3 separate regions of the Homo sapiens genome follow, and regions 2 and 3 are each linked to region 1. Evidence: chromatin contacts called from ENCODE Hi-C or POLR2A ChIA-PET data. All regions are on one chromosome and are shown on one strand. The core of a region is the stretch at or near the end of the contact, and the rest is flanking DNA. Distances in the headings are between cores, read along the strand shown. Region 1 holds the start of EPB41 (erythrocyte membrane protein band 4.1). Region 2 has its middle 37 kb from the start of OPRD1. Region 3 holds the start of TMEM200B (transmembrane protein 200B).

Region 1 (4,715 bases), core at 1,523-4,022:
CCACTGCACTCCAGCCTGTGTGACAGAGTAAGACTCCATCTCAAAATAAATAAATAAATACACACACACACATACACACACACACACACACAGAGAGAGAGATGGCAAAGCAAGGGTTATTACAGAGTAGTTCTATTTGGTTGCACAATACAAAAAATAAGGAGAATAAAGGTGGAAAGGTAGATTGTAGCCATATTGCATAAGAACTTACAAGACATTTGGTATAAAACACTTAATAAATGTTGGGAGAGGCCGGGTGAGGTGGCTCACATCTGTAATCCCAGCACTTTGGGAGGCCCAGGGAGGAGGATCTCTTGAGTCCAGGAATTCAAGACCACCCTAGGCAACATAGTGAGACTGTCTCTACAAAAAATAAAAAGACATTAGCCAAGCATGGGGGCACACGCCTATAGTCCCAGCTACTAGGGAGGCTGAGGCAGGAGGATCACTTGAGCCCAGGAGTTTAAGGCTGCAGTGAGCCGTGATCATGCCACTGCACTCCAGCCTGGGTGACAGAATGAGACCCTGTTTAAAAAAAAAAAAAATTGTTGGGAGAATTTTGGTAAAACCTACAGATTAAAAACATTTATTTCTAAGCCTGAATTCAAACATACAAGGAAAAATGTATAGTTTTGTTGGTAGAAGACAGAGGAATCAGAAGGTTGGCATTCTGAACTTATGTTCAACAATGAGTTCACCTTTTTTTGAGACAGTTTTGCTCTGTTGCCCAGGTTGAAGTGCAGTGGTGCAATCTCGGCTCACTGCAACCTCCGCCTCCTAGGTTCAAGCGATTCTCCTGCCTCCACCTACTGAGTAGGTGGGATTACAGGCACATGCCACCACACCCAGCTACTTTTTTGCATTTTTAGTACAGATGGGGTTTCACCATGCTGGCCAGGCTAGTCTCGAACTCCTGACCTCAAGTGATCCACCCGCCTTGGCCTCCCAAAGTGCTGGGATTACAGGCGTGAGCCACCGTGCCCGACATAGTTCACTTTTAATAGTGCCAAAGATATACTGTACTTGTTTCCCCAGGTGTATGAATAATATCTATATTTACCTTAATTATAAGCTTCTTATAGAAAGCACACTGAATTAACTACTTTGATTCTAAGGCAATCTGGTGTTCAGTTATTACATCTATTTTTGAATCTGCCATTTATTGAGTGCTTACTGTACGCCAGATAGCATGTACGCTACATGGATTATATTAATAACACCCCAAACCAAAAATTTTACAACTGGCGAAGAACTGATTACACTTTCAATTTACAGAAAAGGAAAATGAAGAGTACATCAAGTTTCCATAAAAAGTAGGGGTTAGTGCTACATTAACAAAACTGGGACGGGAAGAAACATATACGGGCTATATATCCTGCTTTTGATTAAAGGGATCAAACCAACTAAAATTTTTGCCAGGACTGAGAATACAGAAAACAACAATGAGCAACAGCATTGACTACAGTACATCCTCAAGAGAGTATAAATCCACTATAATAATATCCAAGACACAAGACACAACCATTTCTTGCAATTTTCCCTAAAAACAGAAGGGAAGAAAATAGCAGCTGTGAAATCACCCAGACTACAAAAAAAAAAAAAAAAAAAAGCATCTGAAAAAAAAAAAGGAAAAAGAAAAAACTATCTCCTAATGAACAACTACATGCCAAAAAACAAGTCTCCACAGACTAGTCATTTATGGCAGGGTACAGGGTACAGTTAAAGAAACAACAGGATGACAGTCGCTATCATGTGGCCAGAAACCAGTCCATCAGCAATCTGTTTCACGTGAGATCACTTTTTCTCAAGAGAATGCCTGTTCTTGGGGAGCATGACCTGTTTTGGCAAAACCTCCCCAGGAATAATGGCCTGCTGGTCAATCTCGGAGGGCGAGCCCAGACCCGGCCTCTCCACAGGTACAGCAGCCCAGCGAGCACGGAGGAAGATTTCCAAGCCGACAGATGCGCGAACTGAAAAAGGAGGTCACGACGCTGAGAGAATAGATTTAACCCTCTGCTCGCTGGGAACCCAGAAGACTAAGGGGGAACATGTTTTTCAATGATGCAGGCGTCGGTGGCGGGAAGGCCTGCGAAGTCTTGCCAGGGCTCCCTGCAGTCCTCAGATTCCGCCTGACTTCTGCAGACAGCCCAGCTCCCTCGCCAGGAAGAAATCGCTCCGCGGCTGCACGCAACACCTTCACCGTCTGAAACCTGCGATTCTCCGCATTTGGTTTCCTCCCGAGGCTCCTGCACACCGCACCGTGATTGACGCACCCGAGGGGACCGTCAAAAATACATCTCAAGCCTAACTTTCCAACACTCCCGCGACGCAACCCCTTCCCCTTTCCTCAGCGGCTCTGGCCCGCCCCTCGCTCCTCGGGCCGCGTCCCGGCTGGCGACTCGGCGTGCACACGAGGCTCCTCCGCGGGAGAGCCCGCGCCCCGGCCCGGGGCCTGTCGGGGGTTGCAGACAAAGAGGCTGCAGCGCCGCCGCGGCCGCCAGGACCGTCCCCACGGGGACAGCTCCACGCCCACCGCCCCGGCTCCCGCGCCGCCGCCGCCGCCTCGCCTCACCGGTGGCTCCGGGGCCGGGCTCCTGCGCCCGCCACTGCTGCAGCCCGACGAACAATGGCAGGAGGAGGCGCCGGCGTCCGAGGCTCGGGCCCTCTGCGGCTCGCGGGCCCGCCGGCTGCTGCTGGCTGACTGACTAAACGCACCAGCGGAGGGAGGGAGCGAGCGAGCGACCCTGGCGCGCGCCCTCCCGCCTTCCCTCTGCGAGGCGAGGCCAGCCCGGCCCGCAGCCCGCCCGCCGGCCCGCGCCCCTCCCCCTCAGTTCGCCACAACATTGTAGTAAATTTCTATTGGGCCGCGCCGGAGGGAAGGAGGGGGCCGGGCCCGCGGCCCGTCCGCCCATTGGCTGAGGCCAACTTCTAGCTCCCCTTGTTTCCCCCCTCCCCTAGGCCGGTAAGGAGAGGAGAGGGGAACGAAAAAGAGAGAGGAAAAGGCAAGGGGCTGGCCGCGTGTGCGCACGCGCAAGTCGAACCCGGTCTGGAGCCGGGGTGTTCCGGGATCCCGCAGCACCCACGTGGGGCATGAGGCAGCTAGAGCCCTGGACGGTGAGGCCCTTTCCTCCTTCCAAGTAAGAGGCCGAGATTTGGAAGCCTCAGGGAAGTAACTCGCGTAGAGGTTGTAGCCAGGCTACCCCAACTGACTCCCCCTAAACGCTTAGTGACCTCGGGTAAGTCACTCAGCTTCTCTGTACCTCAGTTTCCCCATCCACTAGTTTGACTGTCTCTAGGCGCCCTTCCAACCCTGACATTCGATGAGACTTTACCTCTCGTGCCAGCTGTGTAAGGCCTGAAATGGAAGCTAAGTGTTGAGACCACGCCAAGATTGAACCTGTCTTCTGCATTTAAGGATCTCCTAATTCCCCCCTGGCAATCTCAACATTATAAAGACCTAGCTTCCGAGGTCTGGTCTCCAGATGAACTGAGGGTTGCTCTGACAATTGCTTAGTGTGTCTTTATTTCCTTCCAGAAGTGTCAGAGACCCCTTGACCCTTCCTACTCCCTGCTAGGCTGGTCTGTGAACAGGCTTCGGACCCACAGTGCAGAAAGAAGGCTTTTGTTTTAAGCATGATACCTAGAAGGTAAGATAGGATCTGGTGTTCTATTTTAGAGATGAGGAAACTGAAGCAGAGAGACTTAAAACTGACAGGATAAGAAGCCAGGCCATCTGACAGCAGAGTCTGTAGATGCCAGCTAGACATTCCTGATATCTAATCACAGCCCCTTCACGATCCCAGCACAGCCTCTGGAAACAGATTGCCTGGGTTCAATTCTTAGTCTCCAGCCTTTTCTAATGGTTTGATTTTCATTTTTCTTTTATTTATTTATTTATTTATTTGAGACGGAGTCTCGCTCTGTCACCAGGCTGGAGTGCGGTGCCGGAATCTCGGCTCACTGCAACCTCTGCCTCCCGGGTTCAAGCGATTCTCCTGCCTCAGCCTCCCGAGTAGCTGGGACTACAGGCGTGTACCACCACGCCCAGCTAATTTTTGTATTTTTAGTAGAGACGGGGTTTCACCGTGTTAGTCTCGATCTCCTGACCTCGTGATCCGCCCTTCTCGGCCTCCCAAAGTGCTGGGATTACAGGCTTGAGCCACCGCGCCCGGCTGTGCCTCATTTTTCAACACCATAAAAGGGGATAATATGTCCAAGTAGCTGGGACTCCCACCTATAGTGGGAGGCTGAGGTGGGAGGATTGCTCAAGCACAGGAGTTCAAGGCCACAGTGAGCTAGGATCATGCCATTCCACTCCAGCTTGGGCAACAGAGCAAGACTCCATCCCTAAAAACAAAAACGAGGGTTGGGGGAGGGAGAAGGATAATAATAGTTCCCACCTCACAGAGTTACTGTAAGAATTAGGCCAGGCATGGTGGCTCATGCCTGTAATCCCAGAACTTTGGGAGGCTGAGGCAGGCGGATCACCTGAGGTCAGGAGTTCGAGACCAGCCTGGCCAAATGGTGAAACCCCATCTCTACTAAAAATACAAAACTTAGCTGGGCCTGGTGGCAGGCACCTGTAATCTCAGTTATTCTCGGAGGTTGAGGCAGGAGAATCACTTGAACCCAGGAGGTGGAGGTTGCAGAGAGCCGAGATCATGCCATTGAACTCCAGGTTGGGTGACAAGAGCAAGACTCCATCTCAAAAAAAA
Region 2 (4,382 bases), core at 326-2,825, 140 kb after region 1:
CTGAAGCCACTTGATGGTATGAGTTTTACAGGGATTTAAATTGACGTTAGTGGTCCTTTTTTTTTTTTTTTTTTTTGAGACGGAATTTCACTCTGTCGCACAGGCTGGAGTGCAGTGGTGCGATCTCCGCTCACTGCAACCTCCGCCTCCCAGGTTCAAGTGATTCTCCTCCCTCAGCCTCCCGAGTAGCTGGGATTACAAGCACGCGTCACCACGCCCGGCTCATTTTTTGTATTTTTAGTAGAGACAGGGTTTCACCGTGTTAGCCAGGATGGACTGCGCCCGGCCTGTACACACTTTTTATTCTGCATGTGTAACTGTCTGAACTGTGTTAGCTGTTTGTTTGTTTTAAATTAGAACAGCACTACTGGGGCCCGGCGCGGTGGCTCACGCCTGTAATCCCAGCATTTTGGGAGGCGGAGGTGGCCGGATCACCTGAGGTCAAGAGTTAGAGACCAGCCTTACCAACAAGGTGAAACCCCGTCTCTACTGAAAATACAATTGGCCAGGCATGGTGACGGGCTCCCGTAATCCCAGCTACTTGGGAGGCTGAAGCAGGAGAATCGCTTCAACCCTGGAGGCAGAGGTTGCAGTGAGCCAAGATCGTGCCACTGCACTCCAGCCTGGGAGATAGCACTCCAGCCTGGGAGATGGAGTAAGATTCCATTTAAAAAAAAAAAAAAAGCACCAGTAACGTCAATTTAAATCCCTGTAAAACTCATACCATCAAGTGGCTTCAGAGGCAATTTCCTTTTTCGGACGAGAAAATGCGTGCACAGAGCAATTCTCTGACCTGCCCAGTATCACAGACCTCTTGAAGGATGGCACAGACAGCCTATGAGAGAGAGCTGAGCTGTGGAGGACGATGAAGAGGCGAAGGGCTCCTGTGGTTTCCAGAGATAAAGAAAAGCTAGGGAAAAAACGCCAATATAGATAGGGGCAGTTTTCTGGGTAGCTCTGCTCTTATGGAGCTCGCCAAATATAAGATGGTATATTCCTTAAACAGGATGCTGAGAAAACAAGAATCTTCATTTATTTCTCTTTTCCCCAATGCCCAACAATAGTAGCGACAGGAGCTCACAAAATACAGGTTAACTAACACATGGAAACAACAGATGAGTACACTCACACGCACACCTGGAGAGGGCAGCAAAATTGGGAGTTTCCTCGGGGAGCTGCCCTTCAGAGGCACCTCAACTTTTTCGAGTACATGAACCCACGGCCCGCAGGTCGGCTAACAGCTTTCCAACCTTTACCAAGCCTCATGTCTGAGCATTATTGAAGAGGCCGAAGAAAGCAATAAGCTACACATGACACGAATGTCATCTTTGCCTGGTTAGCAGGGTGGTGTGAAACCCCATTTCCCTCTCAGACGACCCAGCTCACCTGCGCAGGTGAGGGCCGGGCGCTTCCGCACAGGCGCAGAAGCAAGGGCGGACACCATCTTGAGCCGCAGCTCAAGGTGGCACAACCGCCGTCAGAGAGAAGGCGTACAAAAACCAGGCTGCGACGGGGTGGGGAAGCATGGAGGGAACCTGGCTACAGCCGGGCAGAAGGTGGCCCTCCTCCATCCGCAGGCACGGCGCACGCGCCGTCCAGCCGCCAAGCCCGGCCCCCGCAGGCGGAGCTCCAGAGCCTGTCCCGGAAACCCGGAGCCAAGGGCCCTAAAGGGCGTGGGACCTTCTGTAATTCCCTCCACTAGCTGAAGACCGCTGGCTTTCACCACACCATGTCAGCTTCCCACGTGCAAACCCGGCAGCTGTAATTAAACATCACAGTTCCAAAGGCTTCTCAGTAGTAAGGAGGTGCACCAGCTGCCCAGAAACCACTAGCGATGAGCGATGCTCATGACAAAGTGGCATTGCTTCCTAAAGCAGAAAAAATTGATTGCAAGTGGACTTACAGATCTGAATCCTAGGGACACCTTTACTTCCACTCTCATTTTCAAAACATTCATGACACGCAGGCCACAAGTCAACTTTCAAATAAAAGTCAAATAAGTGGTAACATCAAGTGCAATGTTAGCTCCATAATGAAAAACGAAAACTTAATTTTTTTAGTATGTTTTGAGACGGAGTTTCACTCTTGTCGCCCAGGCTGGACTGCAATGGCATGATCTCGGCTCACTGCAACCTCCACCTCCTCCTGGGTTCAAGCAATTCTCCTGCTTCAGCCTCCCGAGTAGCTGGGATTACAGGCGTGCACCACCACACCCGGCTAATTTTTGTATTATTAGTAGACATTAGTAGAGACGGGGTTTCACCATATCGGCCAGGCTGGTCTCGAACTCTTGGCCTCAGGTGATCCACCTGCCTTGGCCTCCCAAAGTGTTGGGATTACAGGCGTGAGCCATTGCCCCCGGCCGAAAACTTTTATTACAAGAGCATTTACTTTCTCACTGGTAGAGAAAGCTCCAAGGTGTGGGAACCAGGACTTCAAACATTCTAGGTAGGACTTCTAACGTTTTGGGGTCTCTATTTACAAGGCTTAACAGAGACATCGTGAAAGGATGTAAACCCATGAGCACTGAGCCATACCCTAGCTGAAGTACTGTCAAGTGGAAGCCCTCTAATTCCAGAGGATTCATTCACATGTAGCTTTTTAAAAGGTGAGGACAAAATAAAGTGGTTAAGTGTTTTGATTAGTCTCAATAATTCTCCACTTACCCTGGTAATAAGTCCCAGTTTAATAATCCATTGCAATTTGAAGAATTGCCTTTAAAAAAAGTTCAATAGGGCCGGGCACGGTGGCTCACGCCTGTAATCCCAGCACTTTGGGATGCCAAGGCAGCTGGACCACGAGGTCAGGAGTTTGAGAACAGCGTGGCCAACAAGGTGAAACCCTGTCTCTACTAAAACTACAAAAATTAGCCGGGCACGGTGGCAGGCACCTGTAATCCCAGCTGCTCAGCAGGCTGAGGCAGGAGAATCACTTGAATCCAGGCGGCAGAGATTGCAGTGAGCCGAGACTGCGCCACTGCACTCCAGCCTGGGCAAGAGACGCTGTATCTTAAAAGCAAAAAACAAAACAAAACGAAAAAACACCTCGATAATTCTGAAACATTCTCCAATAAAAGGAAGCAGAATTTCTTGGAAAAAAGTGGAATTGGGGCAGGGAAAATACAAGATTCCCAGGGAACATCTTACAGTACCAGAAGGGCAGACACCAGAAAATTTTTCTGAGACAGGGCCTTGCTGTTAGGCAGCTCACTGCAACCTCAACCTCCCCTGATCAAGTCATCCTCCCACCTCAGCCTCCCCAGCAGATGGGACTACAGGAGCATACCACACCTGGCTTATTTTCTGTAGAGACCAGGTCTCAATATGTTGCACAGGCTGGTATCAAATTCCCAGGTTCAAGGAATCCTCCCACCTCAACTTCCCAAAGTGCTGGGGTTACAGGCATAAGCCACAAAGCCAGACCACCAAAAATAATGACAGCATGTCAAGAAAACAAAGGAGCCAATTTTAAGGAGCTCCTAATGGCCAAAGCTGAGACAATTTGAGCAAAAGTGAATCCATACTGATATACTGAATAAATACAGAGAAGGGACACCTCCTTACAATAGAGTGCTAATTAATAAATGTAGAAGGACTAGAAATCGTGAAGCAACATTTGGCAAATGGCACAGGAACACTTGTTGCATGCAATAACAATCCATAGCTGCCCAAAGTTAGTGGGTCAAAGAATGATAGTTTCAGCTGGGCGCCTTGGCTCACACCTGTAATCCTAGCGCTTTGGGAGGCTGAGGCAGGAGGATAGTTTGAGACTAGCCTGGCAAACACAGCAAGACTTCATCCCTATTTAAAAATAAAATAAGCCAAGCACGGAGGCACATGCCTGCAGTCCCAGATACCCGGGAGGATTGCTTGAGGCCGGAAGGTTGAGGCTGCAGTGAGGAATGATTGTGCCACTGCACTCCAGACTGGGGAAGAGTGCAAGACCGTCTCCAAAAAGAAAAAAGTTTCCAAGTATATCCGATCCCCTAAGTTACATATTAAGTACAAAGGAGGAAATTAATAACTTTCCAATGGAGAAGTCTGGCAACACTGTAACCAAGTGATCAGAGTTAACATCACCAGTATGAAATCATGTGACAATCATGTATCCTGATACAATGCACTGAAAAAGGCACGGTGCTTTTGTGGCATTCTTGTCAAAGAATAACCTCAACCTAATAGTGAGAAATGATCAGATAAATCCAACTGGAAGGGCATTGTATAAAGTAACTGGCCAGTACTCCCTAAAAGTGTCAAAAAATGGAAACTGAAAAACTGTCACAGGCTAGAAGAGACTAAAGACAATTAAATGCAATGTGGGATCCTGGATTGGATGCTGAACCCCAAAAGATGACACAGTGTAACTCACACAACTCAAATTAG
Region 3 (4,723 bases), core at 1,317-3,816, 210 kb before region 1:
GCTAATTTTTAAATTTTTTTGTAGAGACAGGGTCTTGCTATGTTGCCCAGGCTGGTCTTGAACGCCTAGGCTCCAGTGATCCTCCCTCCTCAGCCTCTCAAAGTGCTGGGATTACAAGTGTGAGCCACCGCACCCGGCCACAGGTGAACTGTTATTTAACCTTCAAAACAACACTGTGGGGTAGGTATTATTTCTCCCTTTTTACAAATGAGGAGCCTGAGACAGAGAGGAGTCCTTTCTTTCTCCTGCTGTCTGGGCCAGGGCACCTGGCATGGAGATCAGGAAGGTATTCGGGCTGAAGGAGACACAGGCCTGCACACCCTCCTCTAATGGGGATGGCCAGCTGTGGGCAGACACTGTGCTGGGCACAGGGCTCCAGGGATGAGCAAGACAGACCTAGTCCTGCCCCCTCAGAGTCATGGCCAGTGGGGACACAGACAGGAAACAGACTCCACTCCCAGTGGGTTCAGTTTGCAGGTGCACAGGGAAGCTGCTGGTGTTGTGAGGGTGTACAACAGAGCAGGAGAGCGGGTACTGACCTGGTCTGGGGGCTGGGGGAAGGCCCAGGGTCTGAAGGATGTGTAGAAGGTGGCAAGGGCACGACCAGGGGGTAAGTGTTCCTGCCGGAAAGCAAGGACCAACCAAGCCCTGAGGGAGTGTAAGAGGCCCGGGGCCAGTTCGTGGAGACAAGAAGAGATTTCCAACTCGATTTGGGGAGTCACTGATGGTTTTAAGCAGGTAGTGGCAGGCTCAGATTCAGAGTGGAAACCCTTGCTGCCTGTCTGCAGCGCACTAGGACACGGGGAGGCAGGAGACCATGGGCTCCAGGAGGAGCCTGGACGCCGGAGCAGGACAGTGGCCATGGGAAAGGGAGAACGTGGCTGGCCCCAGATGAAAAGAGCAGGGCCCCCAAGGCTCTGTGAGTGGGATGAGAGGGGGAGAGGAAGGGGCCAAGGCTGACCCCGTGCTTGGGTGGACAAAGGGCCCTTCACAGAGCTGGAGGCAGGGGATGATCGAGGGGCCCAGGGAGTCAGACTAGAAGCCGGGCTTATTGGAGGAAGAGCAGTGGGCTGGGAGAGGCAGGCATGGAGTGGGATTGAGGGAGCCCAGGGGTGGGAGGGAGAGCTGGGAGGCGGAGGTGCGACCGCGGTGGGGTCAGTGTGCGGGGAGTGGACGAAGCGGAGGATTGATGGGGGCGGGGGTCCCAAGCAAAGATGCTGGAGGGAGGCCTCCGTGGAGCGGACCGAGACCTCAGGAGCCTCCAGTCGGACTGGGGAGGCAAGAAGGAGGCCCTGGCTTCGATCTCGCACACGGCCTCGCAGGGATGAAGCCCGGGAGCCGAGGCTCGGTCTTCCCCACTGTGGTCCCTCTGGTCCGCCCGTTACCTCACCGACCCCCCGAGGGGGCTTTTAAGAGCTGGAAGAGGGGGTCCCGGGGGGCACTGATGCACCCCCACTCTCCTCCGCCGACCCAGAGGGTGGGAGCTCAGGTTCAAGGCCTGGCCTGGCCGTGCGGCTCCGGGACCCGGCTCCGCCCCGCGTCGGGGGGTGGCCCCGGCCCCTGGCCCGCCCCTTCCTCGGGTCCCCTCCCTGTCCGCGGCGCGCAGCCGGGTCTCATTAGCGCCCCTCCCCCCGGCTGCGCGCCGGGGGTCTCCACGGCCGGGGGGAGGGGCGGGCCTTAATCAATCCTAGGCCGGAAATTCCTCCCGGGGGGCCCGGCCTGACCGCTGAGCCTGGAAATCGGTCGCCGCCTCCCCCGAACCCGCCCCCCGCATCATGGAAACTGGGCCGACCGCCGGCCGCCCTGGCTCCCCCGCTCTGCATTCCTGCCTCCAGGGGCGGGAGGGCGCGAAGGCCGGGCCGCCCCCTTCGGGCTCGCCGGCGGGGTCGCAGCTCTCAGCACCCTCCCCGTTATTGGGAACAAGCCCGCTCCCCCACTGGCGAAGGGGCGCCTGTTCTTAGGAGTACCCGGCGGCACATCCGCACCCCGTCCGGTCCTTTCAGCTACAAGGCCCGCCCCTCCCCGGGCGCTGCTTTCGCTGAGGGCTTTGCGGAGTCGCCCCGGGCTGGCCCTTGGCGTCTGGCTCTTGCCTCTCGGCATCTTGCGAGGCTGAAGCCTTGGTGCCCATTGCACAGATGAAGTCCGCGAGGTTCAGCGACAGCAAGGGCTGCGGGACCGGGGCAGAGCAGGGACTCGGGCCGCCTCCTCCTGGAAGCTCCCCGGGCGCCTGGGATGAGGGGCTCTGGGAAGCGGGGAAGGACGTGCGGGTGTCGGGGCTCCTGGGTCCCGGGTCTCAGTTTCCCCATGTAGGAAGGGGTCGCCTTTGTGGGCCTTTGCGACCGATGTAAGCTGGGGGTGGGAGAGTGGGGATGGCAGAACTCGGGCCACGGGTGCCCGGAGTCACCAGGCGCGCACAGGGCGCCTACCTGCGATCCTTTGACCTGAGCTGCCGCCTTTCAGCGGCGGTGGGGCCGGGCCCGGCGCGGGTCGGACGGTCCCGGGGGCTGGAGGCGGGGCCGGGGCGGGGCTGGGGCCGGGCCGTGGAGACCCGGGCGGCTCTGGAGCCTCCGCGCGCGGACTGGGACCCGGACCCGCGCGGCGCTGCGGCGCCAGGTGAGCCGAGCTGGGGTCCAGGGGTCCGCACTCCACTTTTCCCAACTTTTCGTTTGGTCCCTCCCTCCCTCCCTCCCTCCCTCGGTCAGGGCCCCTGGGGGCGGGAGCGCGGCCCTCCCGTTCCCCCAGGCGGGAGTGTGGACGCGGGCGGTGGCGGGACCCTGGAGTCCTGGGGACTCGGCCCCAGCATCTTCTGTCGGGCTGTGCGCTGTGTCCCCAAGTTTCCGCCTCCCTGGTGTCCCCAGCGTCGGCCCACTACCTCCACGGCTCGGGGTCTCTGAGCGTGTCCCCATGTCCCCACTCTGCTTGTTTTCGCTTCCCTCGCGGCAGCGACGCGCGGGGCTCCGGGTGACCTTGCTGGAGCCGGGGCTGAGAGCGCCAGTTCTGGCTTGAAGCGATGATCGCTCCTCCGGTTGCGGGCTGGGGAAAGGGCTGCAAACTCAGGGACAAGGAGGGGATGGGCCTCGCTTCCTCCTGGATACTCCCGTGGCTGTCCTGAGAGGGGTCTAGGGCTGGGGCCCCGGAGCCCGGCGTCGGACCTGGCAGAGCCCCCGCCTAGTGCGGGGTCGGGCAGTCTCCCCGGCCTCCCTGGGCCGTAGTTGCAATCTGTGAAACCAGGCTTTGGACGCGGGAGAGTGGCGGCTCCCTGCTAGGCCCGGGCCTTGAGCGCTCCAGTCGGAGGCAGGGATGGGTGTCCTGCTTTGAGGTTTGGGGTGCAGATGGGGCGTGGGTCGGGGAGCAAGGCCGCCTCCCCGAGGTTTCGGCTGCGGGCTCCAGCGCGGTGGTTCTTTAGGAAGCGGACGCGAGCAGTGAGGACGACCCTGGACAGCTAGGCCCTGAGCCTCCTCTCCTGCGGCCTGGGGCGCCTGGGCGGGGGCCGCGTCTTCTCCCTCGCCCTCCCTTTCGTGGGGGCCACACCGCACGCAGCTCGGCTACTCCTGCTGGGCCCGGGATCCAGGCCACAGGCCGCAGGCAGGGCGCGGCCAGCAATCGGGAGGGCTTAAGCTGTGCGGCCCGGATCCCGAGGCGCAGGGGCGGTGCTGCTCTGACCGGGCCACGGGCCACGGAGGCCTCGGGCGGAGGAGGCGGGAAAGGAGGCCAGGCGGCGGGAAAGGGGGATGATTCATCCGGAGGAGCCCGAATTGGAAACGTCGCAACCTGGGAACAGCCTTGCCCGGGCCGACGGGGGAGCCGGGAGGGCATCCGTCCGGCGGGGCCCAGCGCCCGGCACCGGCACCCCCGCCTGCTGCCGTGGCCCCAGCACGACCGCTGGGGGAGGGAGAGGCCTCTCATGCGTGGACTTGATGGAAATCTTGGGCGAAGTCGGCGCCGCCTCTCCTCCTCTGCCTGGCTGGTCTTGATCCGAGCGGTCTTCCCGGTGTCTAGCTCAAGTCGCTCCTGCTGCAGCTTCGCTGCGGGCGGAGGAGGTCTGGAAGGAGGGGGCGGGCAGGGAGAGGCTGGAGCCGGTGACGCCCCCTCCTCCCGCGCTGCGGTATGTAAAGCACAGTAGGGGGGAGGTGGGGCCCGGCGAGCGACCCCTGCGGACCTGGGAGGCCCGAGCGCCCCCGCCCCATTTGCTACGGTGCAGCCACGTGCGGGGGTGGGGTCGAGCCCGGGAGGTACTTACCCTGGAGACGCGGCAGCTGGGGGCCGCACGTTTCCCGAGGCCCAAGACCCGCGGGCTTGCGGACCGGACGCAGGCGGCAGATTTGCAGCCCGGGATGCGCCAGGGAACAGCCTGCGCCCCCCTCCCTCCTCTCCGCCCGCTGGCCGGGCCAACTCCGGCTTCTGCCGCGCGTGCCTGGCTCGGAGCTCCGCTGCGGAAAACCCGAGCGCGGGCGGCTCCCCGCCTCGCCGCCCGGGAAAATCCGGGGGTGGCCGCCAGGGATCTCCAAGCGGCCTGGGCTGGGCGGCCGGAGCTTCCCTCCCGGATTTGCGCCCCGAACCTGGCGCCCTGAAGCTAGAGGCCCGTCGGTCCAGTCCTTGCCTCCCATCTTCTCTCCGCAGAGCGCCCAGACGACGGCGAGATGACGGCCGGGAGCCCCGAAGAATGCGGGGAGGTGCGGAGGAGCCCCGAGGGCCGCGTCTCTCGCTTGGGCCGCCGCCTGGG

The links. A loop is a pair of places that touch in the nucleus more often than their neighbours do. ChIA-PET counts read pairs that join two places held with the same protein, here RNA polymerase II (POLR2A). Pooled maps may share reads with other maps.
Region 2: a loop to region 1 is called in a pooled map, with 4 times the contacts of the local background. The contact joins the enhancer-like site here to the promoter of EPB41 in region 1. A Hi-C loop is called at or near these places in 1 of 37 single-sample maps with no recorded cell type and 7 of 50 pooled maps. POLR2A ChIA-PET finds 5 or more read pairs at or near these places in 7 of 52 experiments (CD4-positive, alpha-beta T cell, H1, T-cell and 4 more).
Region 3: a map of ascending aorta shows a loop between it and region 1 (2.1-fold over the local background). The contact joins the promoter of TMEM200B here to the promoter of EPB41 in region 1. A Hi-C loop is called at or near these places in 2 of 168 maps with a recorded cell type or tissue (ascending aorta and sigmoid colon) and 14 of 50 pooled maps. POLR2A ChIA-PET finds 5 or more read pairs at or near these places in 7 of 52 experiments (Caco-2, H1, T-cell and 3 more).

What each region holds. Positions count from the first base shown.
Region 1 is chr1:28,912,626-28,917,340 of GRCh38, reverse strand. EPB41 (erythrocyte membrane protein band 4.1) reads right to left here and starts at 2,772. Exons shown (of 21, transcript NM_001376013.1): 1 at 2,573-2,772. RefSeq lists an enhancer at 1,968-2,127 and a silencer at 2,348-3,007.
Region 2 is chr1:28,772,549-28,776,930 of GRCh38, reverse strand. No RefSeq gene overlaps it. Among named protein-coding and RNA genes, the nearest start is that of OPRD1, 37 kb to the left of the region's middle. RefSeq lists an enhancer at 1,480-1,774. Within about 2 kb of position 1,575, at least 22 of the 41 ENCODE cell types and tissues checked have a DNase peak (open chromatin) inside an H3K27ac peak, as active enhancers do; they include CD4-positive, alpha-beta T cell, where a contact is called at or near this core.
Region 3 is chr1:29,121,746-29,126,468 of GRCh38, reverse strand. TMEM200B (transmembrane protein 200B) reads left to right here and starts at 2,566. Exons shown (of 2, transcript NM_001003682.4): 1 at 2,566-2,613; 2 at 4,621-4,723. The coding sequence starts at 4,641. RefSeq lists enhancers at 573-1,432, 1,433-2,292, 2,293-3,152.